2 separate regions of the Homo sapiens genome follow, and region 2 is linked to region 1. A link is a contact called in ENCODE Hi-C or POLR2A ChIA-PET data. All regions are on one chromosome and are shown on one strand. The core of a region is the stretch at or near the end of the contact, and the rest is flanking DNA. Distances in the headings are between cores, read along the strand shown.

Region 1 (6,726 bases), core at 1,276-3,775:
CATTTTGCTTACAAAGTGTGCATGGAAGAACATAAGGAGTAATTCAGAAGATATTATAGTTTAGTAAGATAATTAGAAAGAGAAATCAAGATATGTGGATTATAGCCTCAGCTTTGGGTAAGACACTGGAAGAATTTCGAGCCTCTGTTTTGTCAGCTGTAAAATTACATACTTGAACAAGATTAGATGATCTCTAAATTCCTTCTCAAAGATAAGAGGACCCATATAACCATGATGCTGGAAGTTGTGAGCTTAAAAAAAATTAAAATAACCTATTTCAATCTCTTTTTAACAATGAGATAACTTAGGGCTTGGGAAGATCACCATTTGTCTGAATTCACTTATTTAAGTTAGAAATTTGAGTCCCAGTATTATACTTTCACAAATAATTGATATTGCATCCTGAAAGATTTTTAAAAATTTGGCCTCTTCTGTCATTTTTTTTTTCATTTTAGGCAGAATCTCTGTGATAGCATTTACTCTGCTTAAGAGAGTGCAAATAATGAGATTTTTTTAAAAGTCATTTTTTAGCTGTAAATTTTTGGGCAAATTACTTCTTATCCTTGCGGTAAAATAATAATTATTCCTTCTTCATAATTTTTCTTTTCTTTTTTGAGGACTGGATAAGTAATCTATTAAGGGACCTTAATGTACTAACACACAGCAAGGAGTCAATCTGTAGTAACCATGATTATCATTAATATGTCTCCAGCCAGCACTTGCGCTTAAGCTTTCTCACACTTAAGAAAGTGTTTGAGAGCAATTTCCCCTGCAGGTTGTACGGAGGTGACTCCGATTCTCACTATTATTCTTTTGTCTTTTATGATCATATCTTCCACCATCATATTATATAGGTATGAAGGCTCTGTGTAATAACTAAGGGTGTGGTACCTAACTGGAAGTCAGACCAATCATTCTTATGCTGTCACTGAAACCAGTAACCGGTGATTTGTAAGAGAAGAGTTAAAACAACTTAAACTCAACAACAACACCAAAAACAAAAACACTTAAATTGGGGATTCTGAATATGGGATTCATGGATGGGCTTTAAGGGAATGGGAAACCACCTGATATTTCATTCAAATGATTGACATTTTGGCCCAGGTAATTTTGGGGACTGTCCTGTGCACTGTATTTAGCAGAATCTCGGGTCTTTACCAACTAGATGCCAGTAATACTCCCCATTCATGGGTTATGATAATCAAAATTATCTTCAGACCTTGCCAAATATCCCTTTCCTTCTTCAGAATCGCTGTGGTAAAGCTTTATATGTCCGCGCATTTTTTTTTCTGGAAGGCTTATCAGTTTCATCGTATTTTTTAAAAGACCTGTGACCTCAAAAGGCTTGGAATCAATCACTTAAGGTCTTTCAAAATAATAATAAAAGAACACATATCTCCAGCTGTCGTTGTGGGAAAAATGTACACCATCACGGCTAATTAAAATGGTGCAGTCTGAAAATCTGCTATGAAATATATACCTACCAATTTATTACTTTCAACTCCTCTAAAAAGACACCTCACAAAAACTATATCTGGGAAACTGTCTACTTCAAAAACTGCTGTTCCCAGATGGCATACTTCTTAAAATACTGTGTTCAGCAGAGACTCCCACAGTCATCTACTGAATCTAGCTCTAAACTTCTAAAGGGGTTAGTGCTAATGACAAGTGGAAAAAGTCCTCAAGTCCAGAGGGGAACTAAAAATCAGTTGTTTCTCAGAAAAGAAATCAAACGATGGAATAAATTGCAAAATTGATCAGGAGGCAGGATGGAGGAGAAGGGAGGGAGGAAGTGAAGGGAAAGGGAGGGAGGGAGGGAGAGAGAGACAGAGAAACAGCAAGAGAGAGAGAGAGAGACCTTTGAAAGAGTGTATCTCTTGGGAGAGGCTCGCTAGAGGTCCGCCCCTGCCTTCTCCCTGGCTCGTCTGGAAAGGCAGCTGCCCCCATGCCATACATGAGCCTTGGGCTGTCTGCTGTGCTTTAATTCCCACGTCCACAACCGCCTCATTCACCGCCTTCCAAAGTGACCACTTCTCAAAAGCCTCCTCAAATCTCAAAGGGGCCACTTTACCCACTCTTTAAGGCCCTCTTTCCCGTCTACGGCTTCTTTTAACGGCGGCAGGAAAACAGGAGCATAAACCCGAACAGTAAACCCAGAAAAGCCCCAACAGGCAAAGTGTGTCATCTTCCGTGGCTCCTCGGGGTCACCCAGGAAGACAAGCAACTTTCTCCCATACTTCTCGGTCTGTCTGCCTTCCCCACTCAGCTTTGAATGAGACGCAGGGAGAGGGGGCGCGAGGGGGCTCGGGGCTAGGGGAGGAGCCGCGAAAGCTGCCCCCGGGGGTGGGCCTGGACCCGCGCGGACAGCGGGGCACCCCCCCACTCCCTTCCCGGCGCTCCAGGAACGTCCCCGGTGCGTCCTGGGTCTGTCTGCGCGGAGTTCCCCGGGGCGCGAGGGGAGGGGACTGGAGAAAGAGGAGGGCCGGGCAGCGGAGGGGAGGAGGCGGTGCGTGCCTCGCCTGCCAAAGGGAGATCCGCTCCTCTGCGTGCGATCCCCGGCGCCCGCGCGCGCCCACAGCGCTCCGCCAGAGCTGCCGCCGCGGACTCGCCGGGAGTGGGGGTCTCCGCTGGTGCCAGCCCGCTTCTGGAGACCCTCCGCCTCCTGCCAACCCCTGCTCTTCCAGGTCGGGCCCCGGGGTTCTGCGGCTGTTAGGGACAGAGGCAAAGAAGGGCAGGACGGTCCGGTTTCCCGTGGATGTTCCCGCCCGAGAAAGACAGCAAGTTGTGTGTGCGCCCGGGACGCGGGAGGGAAGGTGGCCGCCGCCCGCCAGCCATGTAAGTAAATCACTCGGCTGCCCCGTGGGCGTGGGCTCCGCTGCTTTCTCCCGGGCTCCCTCTCTGCCCCGGAGCCGGAGTTGGGCTGCTCCCGGGCTCCGGACTTCCTGAGCTCGGCGGATCCGTCGGCTCTGCCTGCCAGCCGCGTCCGCTCTTGGCGTCTGCCTCCGGGGGGTGCTGCCTTCCCATCCTTATCCCCTCCCTTCGTCCAGAGCCGGCTGGAAAATGCCTCTTGCCCCCTTTTAGAATGGAGGGATCATTGTGTGTCTCCATGGGTGGAGTGGCTCGGTGAGGCAATGGCAGGGGGCTAAATATGGGCTTGTCTTGGCGAGGGCGCCTCACCGCAGTTGGAGATGGGGGCCCCCTGCCCGCAGGCCACCCCCTGCTGGTCTTCCCCAGCCTCGTGGCCCAGATAGATCAACTTCAGCCCTGACTGCAGTTGACAAGATTAGAAAAAAAAGTAGTAGCCGACCTCCCGTTTGAGTGACATCCAGAACTGAAAATGGGCGGTGGTTAGAGAAAAAAACGGGTAGGGGCGAGGTGAAGAAAGGGGGAAATTTGCTATGGACCCTGAAAGCTGGAGTTAGGGGTCCTGGGGGTGGAATTCTAGGGTGGATGGGCTCTGTGCTTCTGTATTCATTTCTTTATGGAAAGTGTGAGAAATGGTTAAGGAACTCTTTTTGAAAGGCTGGGGTGGAAGTAGATGCCCCTGGAACCATTTGGATGACTGGGGTTTGATGTAGCATACTGGGAAGTATGGATTGCTGTTCAAATTAGACAATCATTCAGTGGGAGAAATGATTGCAATAGAACTGTTGGAATCAATGAATCAAAACTGCAGACTCAAAATAAGTCATACACAGGCATTCTTTTACACTAGAAGATGTTAAGACTAAAGAAATTCTGAAATGCTGCTGAATGAGTACAAAGAGTGTCTGGTAATAGTTCTGTACTGTGGGTGCCTCCGCAGACCATAATGCTTGTTAAATTTATGGTACTCTGCAATTGTGAAAAATTATCCTAATTAGTTTGTTTGGCTCATGCAGAGAGTTAATGCACCCTTAAAGGGACATAGAAAAGTTGCAACAAACTATGAGCATGAACTTGCAAGCCAAAAAATGGAAATCATGGCATGGTTCATTTTATTTTAATTGTTTATTGCCCAGTGAAAGTGCTACATTACTTTTAATGTGAGTATATAATATATAGAATGAATTCATTGGCCTGTCAAATAAAAATCGGGCGTTTCTTTAAGTAAATAGCTGTCAGAGTTAATTTGGAAATATTTACGGAAGATAAAGACATGAAAAAGCTTTGAGCTGGTTTGACAAAAATCGAGTTATGAAGCTCATAGAGAGAATTAGTTCTTCCCACTTTTAAAGTGTTGAGGCAAGTCTCAATGTTTATTAATTGAAAATTGTAGACTAGCTGAAACAGTGTTATCACTTCTTTTAATGCCTTTAATTTTTAATGTTTCCTGTTGTTTTACCAGGGACCATCATCTTTAGTGCAGAGGATGGAAAGTTGATGCCCAGTAAGACTGAAGATCCATTCTGCATTACGGAACTGTGGATTATCTGTGGGTCCCTGGTGATTTCACACCTTCATTCACTCCTGCAGTCCCTGAACACTTACTTGGGGTCCTCATTGCCCTATCTGGTGAAAGATGGCATCCAGCCTGACTTGTACTGGAGTAATCTGGGCTTTGCTGTCTTTTCTTTGTGCTGCCACCTCCTGCGTGGGGTTCTTTATGCCTTACTGGCTCTGGGGATCACAGCTGGGCAAGCCTGTGTCCTTCGGTACCTTCCGGAGGTGCTCATATCCTGTGCATGATGAGAGTCGGCAGATGATGGTGATGGTGGAGGAATGTGGGCGCTATGCCTCCTTCCAGGGCATCCCCAGCGCAGAATGGAGGATCTGCACCATAGTGACCGGCCTGGGTTGTGGCCTCCTCCTCCTGGTGGCGCTCACTGCCCTCATGGGTTGCTGTGTTTCCGACCTCATCTCCAGGACAGTGGGAAGAGTGGCTGGAGGAATTCAGTTTCTTGGGGGTAAGTGACTTGCTGAGCTTGAGTTGTTTACTGGAATCCCAAAGCAGTATTAAAAGTTATGTTTCAGTTGTCTACTGAGATTATTATAAATGACACCTGGAATGCATAAGAGAAATAGATTTGGAATGGCTTTGATGATAGGTTGCCAAAGTCAAGATTATTGTCAGAATTGCTGCTTTACAACTTCAAGAGTTCTTAATTTCTGTACATATACATCACTGGCCTGCTAAGTGCCACCTATGTGAAACAGTAACATCTAGGTTGTTTGAGGTGTAGTAGGGGCGACAGTTTGGATTTTATAGCTTCTTGTTCGTTATGTTAAACAATAGACAATTAGATTATCTTTGTCTTCATGGAATCCTCGGGTCTTTAAAGGTAAAGATTTCACAGAAAAGTGGAAAAGGTTTTTGATTCAACATTGTTATCATGAACCTCTAATACACTTTGGTGGATGCAAAATTTACTCTTGCCCAATCTTAAACTCTATTTCTAAATAAATGTTAACTATTTTAAATGAGAGATCAGTTTTATATAACAACTATGAACTTAACTATTCTACAGAGATAGCTATCCACTTAATTACCTTGTTAGGTCTTAACTTTCCTGGGTGCTCTTGCTGTGGAAAAAAAGAAAAGGGATATTTAGCAAATGATGTGTGCTTGTCCCAGATGGACTGGATAGTTTCACTAACGCCAGAAAAGGTTTGATTTTTACTTGGATTCCCTCCAGCAAGTATTGCTTCAATATCTTTGGTCATATGGTTTTAATTGTACTTTATGTATTTTCCACTGTGCTTTTCACCTCCATTCTTCAACCTGACTGGCTGAACTTGTCTGATTTACAGTCCACCCTGGTGAAATATGACAACCTCCATAGATAGTGCAGAGTGAAGGGAAATAGGAAGCCTGGAAAACTTATACAATGTATTTGGAACTTCATTACAAAGTAAAGGTCTGTTACTCCCTCATTTGGTGTTTTCTTACAGTCTTTTGTGAAGAATCCAGAAGAAGAAAAATGAATTAAAAATGAGTAGTTGTGAGACAGTCTCCCCATATTAGAGAACCCCAATGGATTATTTCAGAGTATTTAATATAAAACTTTCAAGTAACATTTTCAGTAAAGTTTAATTCTTGTGCTGAAAATGCAAGTGGCAAAGTTTTGTGTTTTGAAATGAGATAGAAAGTTTTGTTTTAAAGTGAGATAGAATTGTCCATTCTTTCCTTACTGATGTAACTTTGTTCTCATTTGGGTTTTTTCCCATTGGGTTTGCACCTTAGTCCCTCCCGGGAGGCAGTGTGGGGGACCTACCTGTCATCTCTTTACAGCTTCAATGTTTAACACTGACAAAAGTCTTGCATGTGATATGTATATTTACACAGGTATGTACTTAAAACTATTAGGAAACCTAAAGAAGTTGTCATTGAAAGTGGAAATGTAAATTCAGAGTTTGAAAACTTACAAATTTTAAGAATAGATTTTAAGAATAGAATTAATGCCAAGAGTATTTAAAATTTTTTTCTGTAAGAATAAAGTTGGTCTGCTGTTTGTGTTTCACTTGGCTCAGGAAAAATGCTTAAGCAGTTTCATTTTCTCCTCTTATGGTAAATATTGCTTTCCATTTTTCCTTCATTTTAGGGCAGGGCCTGCTATTATTTCTGGCAGAACAGGAAAATGCTTACAAAGAGAAATCAGTTTTTATTGATTATCTTTAAACGTGTAATGAAGGAAGGCAACAGGAAGTGAATCTGAGACCCATGAGATTTATGGTTCCTTCCCTAAGCTATGTATAGATTTTTTTTGAATTATATAGAGCTAAATGTTCTACTTTACAGAATACCCA
Region 2 (6,383 bases), core at 3,862-6,361, 150 kb after region 1:
TTATAAGAGTTCTTCGTATATTGTAGATACAAGCTATTTGTTGGACATATGTATTGCAAAGATTTTCTCCTAGTATGTTGCTTGTATTTTTGTTAACTGTGTTTTTTCAAATATAAGATTTTTCATTTTGATAAATCCATTTTATCATTCTTTTATAATTTGTGCTTAAGAAATCTTTGTCTAATTTGGCCAAGTGCTGTGGCTCACGTCTATAATCCCAGCAGTTTTGGAGGCCGAGGCTGGCGGATCACTTGAGGTCCAGAGTTCAAGACCAGCCTGGCCAGCATAGTGAAACCCCACCTCTACTAAAAATACAAAAAAAATTAGCCGGGCGTGGTGGCTCATGCCTGTAGTCCCAGCTTCTTGGGAGGCTGAGGCAGGAGAATGGCTTGAACCCGGGAGATGGAGTTTGCAGTGAGCCGAGATCACGCCATTGCACTCCAGCCTGGGCTACAGAGCAAGACTCTGTCTCAAAAAAAAAAAAAAGAAATCTTTGTCTAATTCAATATCACAAATGTTTTTTCCTGTGTTTTCTTCTAACATTTTAGCTCTTATGTTGAGATTCATAATTCATTTAAACTTAATTTTTGAATGCAGTCTGAGGTTCTTTTGTATTTTTCCATGCAGATATCTAGCTGATCCATCACCATTTGTGGAAAAGTCTATCTCTTCTCTCATTAAATTTCCTTGGCATCTTTGTCAAAAATCTATTAGTATGGTGGATTACATTAATTGCCTTGCATTACTGGGATAAACCCCACTTTGTCATAATATATTGTCCTAATTATATATTGTTGTATTCAATATATTAATATTTTGTGAAGAATTGTTTTTGGTTTAATTTCCTTCAAGCCAGGAAATACATTGATCTCTTGACTTTTCGCAGTTTATCAAAAGTGAAAATCTGTATTTCTGCTATCTAATATCAGCCTTTTACAGATTTGGGAGTAAAGTGCTATCTAATATCATCCTTTTACAGATTTGGGAGTAAAGTCAAATCCTTGAATAGTTATTTTCTAAACAATCCTCTGAAATTTGGAAGAGCATATACATTTATCTCCAAAAGAGTCAATTTTCTGCCAGTCTGCAGATTATCCCCAGGAAGATGTGGCCCAGATTGGTTAATAGGCACTTTTAAGAAACTGACACTTGTCTAGATGTGAGTCCAAATAAGTTAGCAATGGCTTTTGCCCTCAGGAAGATTGTGTCCTTCTCTTGCTTGCTACTGGATTGTTTCTATTTCCTTGTTAACCACTCTGAGCAACACATTCCAGCTCTTATCACTTACTTCCAGCCTCTGGCAGTCAAGTCAATACATTTGTGTCCTGTTTTGATGACAATGATATGGATTTCAAGTAAATGTATGTGTTTCCGTATTCATAACATGGTTCATCTGAAATTTAATCAAATTTCTGATTTTTTTATTTGTTTCTTATGTGTTTTGTTCATGTAAACAACATAGGCTGTGTGACTTTAATGTGGTTAGAAAAAACAAGTTCCTTTCTCTGCTGTCTCACATGGTAATCTTATTTGCCTCTGATGACTGGAGCAGATGAAGTAATCGCTTCGCAGCATCTGATAAATACATTACGTTAACTGTGAGAAGCAACAAGAGACTCAAAAGCCTTGTTCCCAAGTGAAATAAAATCAGGTTATTGTCCTCATAAGGCATTTCTCTTCCTTAGGCTTCTGAGCAGGAGTCATTGGTGCTGCACTAAGCATTTCTGCTCTCTCTAGAACTAATGAAACTCTTGGCAATTTAGAATAAAGGTCATTATTTTTGACAAAATGGAAGATGGGATTTGGTATTCAAATGATTTAGGTATTTTTATGCTAAAAATATTGATGGTATGTGGAAATAAAACCACACCTTTTCTCCTTTGATGGGAGCAGTGTGTACCTTTATATTCCGTTATTTCAGAGCATGCTGTGAAATTTCAACTTTTTCACTCCCTGTGTTCTTCCATGACTAACCCAGTTTTCAGGTCAGGATGAGGGGTTGCCGCCGGCCCGGCTGTAGCTGCTTTAGGGGGAGTATTCTGCATGCTCTGGGCGCCCAGAACATTTTGTTAAATGATTTAAACATGAAACAGCTGAAACCACTTGACTTGGTTTTTTTCGAGGGAGTTGGGGGCTTCTAAACAACAAAACTTTATTTCTCACAATTCTGGAGATTGGGAAGCCCATGACCCATGTACAAGCAGATTTAGTGTCTGGTGAGGGCCCATTTTCTGATTGAAAGACAGCTTCTTCTCCCTGTACCCTCACAGGGTGGAATGGCACTTGACTTTTATTGACAGAATCTCCAAAGTGGAAATAATAAAAGTAAAAAAGTGAAGGACACTCTATAATCTACAATAATATAGTAACATTTATTTTTCCAGATGCATTTAAAATGTCAGCAATTATATGCATTGTGACCTATTGGATGAAAATATTGTATCTCCACTCCTTAAATGTATCAGTAGGAAGACAAAAATGATGAATATGTATAATAATTCATTCTATCCACAAAAGGCAGCTCTTTAAAGCACTAATGATAATTCAGTGGTGCTAAAATGGAATTACCAAAAGACCTAAGTACCAAAACCAAACCCAGCTCTTACCCAGGCATCCTTTGATTACAACTCTTTTTTTTTTTTTTTTTTTTTTTTTTTTGAGACGGAGTCTCGCTCTGTCGCCCAGGCTGGAGTGCAGTGGCGGGATCTCGGCTCACTGTAAGCTCCGCCTCCCGGGTTCACGCCATTCTCCTGCCTCAGCCTCCCAAGTAGCTGGGACTACAGGCGCCCGCCACTACGCCCGGCTAATTTTTTGTATTTTTAGTAGAGACGGGGTTTCACCGTTTTAGCCGGGATGGTCTCGATCTCCTGACCTCATGATCCGCCCGCCTCGGCCTCCCAAAGTGCTGGGATTACAGGCGTGAGCCACCGCGCCCGGCCCCAATTACAACTCTTAAGGAAACGTTAGAGAGAAGAAATTGGAGTGTCACCAACTCAGAAGATTAAATGGTGTTGGATTGTATTTTAAAGTATTAACTACAGGTTTTGATCATCTTAGTTTCATTTTTCTGGATTATTAACCTGTCCTATAGAAATAGAATACTTTATAATGAGACAAATTAGAAGATTATACCGATAGTTTGAGATCTAATATTCCTTAAATTCTCCATTTTTCTTGAGAATCAGAAATCAGCTCTTGATTATCCCCAAGTATGAAGGGAAACTGGGTTGGAACATCCAAAACAATCAATAATTCTGAAATCAATTGCATTTGCCTAGGGGATGCAATAAAAGAACTCAATCGAAGTGTATCTTAGGAAGTCCACGTATACACTCAAAACCCCTGAGCCTGACCTTGACTTTGGCCTTATCCCATTGCTCTCAGGTGGCCGATGGGCTAGAACTGCATTGAAGAGAAAGTTAGATTCTTCTTTTCCTTAACCATATCACACACGACTTGCTTGTTGAATTCTTTCTCCAGTCATGATACACATTGCAGTAATTTGTCTGTCTTGTTCAACTCACACCCATGCTGTTGAGTTAAAGAACAAATGAATGGACTACCTGCCCAGGGAAGGCAAGGGACTCACTTTATATCAGGTAGTTAGTCATGAGGTGGAAGTAGAAACACTCCCTTACCAATAGCGTGGCCTGATTTTCACTTAGCTGCTGCTTCTATCAGTCTGGATTCCTTAGCTGGGGTACTAATACTTGCCTTGCCAATGTTGAATATTTTAATGAAATTTAAATGAGATAATCAATATAAGTTTTTACAAATCTCAACATTATAAAAACATGACACAAAGTATTTTATTTGCTTTTTGAGATAAAGGGTTCTCTATTTTTAGGCAAAAGGTACTGCATGAGTTAAATGCCCATCATGATATACTTCAAGGCTACTCACAGTAGAAATACTACATAAGCCTAACATTGATATAGCTTCATTCATCCTCTTAATTTGCCTGATGCTACCTTTCATTTTATTTTTTGCTCTAATGTAAATTCAATGAAATGTTGCTTATTTTATTTGAATAAACTAGGCTTATTTTCAGCCGTAACTGCCATGCCATCACTTAAATGTAGTTTTTCAAGTAAAGCCAGTGAAAATGTATTCTATTAGGGGCAAGAATGACCTCAACTCTCAGGGTAAGGCCAAAAAAAGAACGGCCTTCTGTGTTCTTCTGTCTGGTATATGCAGGTGAGTGAAGTCAGCAGGCTTCTCTCTATCTCAAGTGTTCATAAAAAGCTTTTGAAAGGTCAGGATTCCAGGGAGGCCTCTTTGTTCCTGGCATCTCAGTTTATTCCAGGCTGCCTCTGGCAAAAGTAACAATCTCTATCACTATCTCTGGGGGAAGGAAACTGAGACAGATGGACAAAACCAGAGGATGGTACAGAACTATAGAGAACAGAGCCAGCTAAGCAAGAGGAGAGCATTATAAAGGGAAAAAGACTAGGATGCCCTATTTTTAAATGGAGTGGCTGTCCCAATAATACTATCAATGGATATGTCTGTTTTTCACATCTAAATTTATGCATTGGCCATTATTCTTGCGGCTCTTCCTTTAGCTTGAATTACAGTCTTCAGCATCTTAATTGTGGTGTTTGAATGAGGCAGCAGAAGAGGAATGTGTGTGAGACACCCGGTGTCTGGGTATCATCATAATGAGTCTAGCAGAGCCCTGCACAAAGTCCTCCTGTCACCCCACACTCCATGTGAGACAGCACTGGGATCTGTGAAGAAAGGGAGGAGCATCTCCCTACTGCTCCACTTTACATTTTTAAGGCATTATCGTAACATAGGCAATTGTGGTTTTCCATTTGCTTTCACCAAAATGTATGACCCCCTCCTCCCTTTCTCTTCTCTAAGTTGAAGTCTGTATTTCTGAATTTGGTGATTTGTATCAAAACCTGGGCTAACTGGCTTAGTATGTAAGAGTTTCTCTTTGAAGGGCAAACATTTCAAATATGGAGTCCTCCTAGTACTCCATAATCTGGACCGGCTGAAGATTGTTTTTCAGTGCAATGTGCTGTGTTGATTTTCTTTTTCTGTGAAGCCTTGTCTGGATTAAACCTGTGTCCTGTGGATTGCTTCACTTCCCTCCGCAGCCCAGTGGGGAGTGGGACCAGCTGGTGTAATTCTGTTGACCTCATTTAAACTCTCTGTTATATCCTTTTTTTTTTTAACCTTGATGTAGCTGTACATAACAAATTGTCCATAGAAAGTTTTTGTTCCTTTAAAGTGTAAGGTTCCTCTTGGGCCTTGATGAAGATCATATTCATTCAGTTCATGGCCCTGGTCCAAAAATAGTTTTTAAGCTTGTCTTATGCACGTGCATGCGCACACACACACACACACACACATATTTCCTGTAGTTTTACACTTCTGCTTTCTATAGTTTTATTACTATGCTTAGATAGGATTTTTCTCACAATATTTAACAGGAATTACTTGAATATATACTAGAATCTTTAGATCTTTAGGAATATTAGTAAAGGGTGTAACTTGATAATGCTTTAAAAAAGACCAGGAAAGGAGAATCTATTTGGCTCAACCTACTTTATGAGACTTATTAAAAAGAAAATATTAACAGTAGAGACATATGCTGATAGGACATGTAAGGAATTAAACTATCATTATAAGACCCTGCTTTGTTATAAACAGCTTTTATGTACTTTCTAAACATACTACTTTAATCTTCTGAAGAGCATACATTTGAGTTCAAAACAAGCTCATTTAATAGCCAACAATAGTGCGAGTTTGATTTAGTGGCTTTTTGTGAAACAGTTTTCTTTCTTTGGCTAGGTTATGTAATAGGTTGGCTACAGGCCAACTGTTTCTCAGCAAGGTTAACAATGATTATAAACCCTGATCTTCTGAAATCACAAAGCATATTCCCAGCTTGGAAATAAATTTACTTATAATAAAATCATACTGCCAATTGATGTTTTTCCTTTACCCATTGTTAATCACCCAATATCTTAGTTGCTGCAGAATAAAACAAAAGTTCAGGTTTTCTTGTTTTTAACAGAAATATGAACAAACTTAATAGTATCTTCCATTGACTCTGTAAACTATTTTTAATCACACATCTCCCCCTTAATAAATAAATAAACAAACAAAATGGATCTCATGACTGGGAGAAAAACCTGACAAGTTTCCATTTTAGCTTCAGTGCACATTTCCTGGGCAATCATAAGCCAGCAACTGGTGTTTACAATCCAGCTATCTTCCGGAGAGTAGAAATAAAATATTACCTAGTATTATTGTGAGTTAGAATAAAACTCTTCGTGGTAAATTTGTGGTAATTGAGGGTCCTAATATGTGAACTCTTAAATATCAGGTTTTGTTTTATTATTTTTACTTCTATTGTGACATTAATCACA

The links. Hi-C counts contacts between places; a loop is a spot of excess contacts on that map. ChIA-PET counts read pairs that join two places held with the same protein, here RNA polymerase II (POLR2A). Pooled maps may share reads with other maps.
Region 2: a loop to region 1 is called in a map of heart right ventricle, with 5 times the contacts of the local background. The contact joins the enhancer-like site here to the promoter of LHFPL6 in region 1. A Hi-C loop is called at or near these places in 9 of 168 maps with a recorded cell type or tissue (IMR-90, Right ventricle myocardium inferior, cardiac septum and 5 more) and 13 of 50 pooled maps. POLR2A ChIA-PET finds 5 or more read pairs at or near these places in 3 of 52 experiments (BJ, PC-3 and Panc1).

What each region holds. Positions count from the first base shown.
Region 1 is chr13:39,598,992-39,605,717 of GRCh38, reverse strand. It overlaps LHFPL6 (LHFPL tetraspan subfamily member 6), which reads left to right and starts at 2,525. Exons shown (of 4, transcript NM_005780.3): 1 at 2,525-2,835; 2 at 4,328-4,886. The coding sequence starts at 4,502. It overlaps LOC112268119 (protein SPT2 homolog), which reads right to left and starts at 4,394. Exons shown (of 4, transcript XM_035861111.2): 1 at 4,325-4,394; 2 at 3,178-3,268; 3 at 2,076-3,074. The coding sequence starts at 4,394. RefSeq lists a silencer at 2,331-2,630.
Region 2 is chr13:39,450,904-39,457,286 of GRCh38, reverse strand. The region is part of intron 2 of LHFPL6 (LHFPL tetraspan subfamily member 6); the gene reads left to right. Among named protein-coding and RNA genes, the nearest start is that of LHFPL6, 150 kb to the left of the region's middle. Within about 2 kb of position 5,111, at least 12 of the 41 ENCODE cell types and tissues checked have a DNase peak (open chromatin) inside an H3K27ac peak, as active enhancers do; they include gastrocnemius medialis, heart left ventricle and heart right ventricle, where a contact is called at or near this core.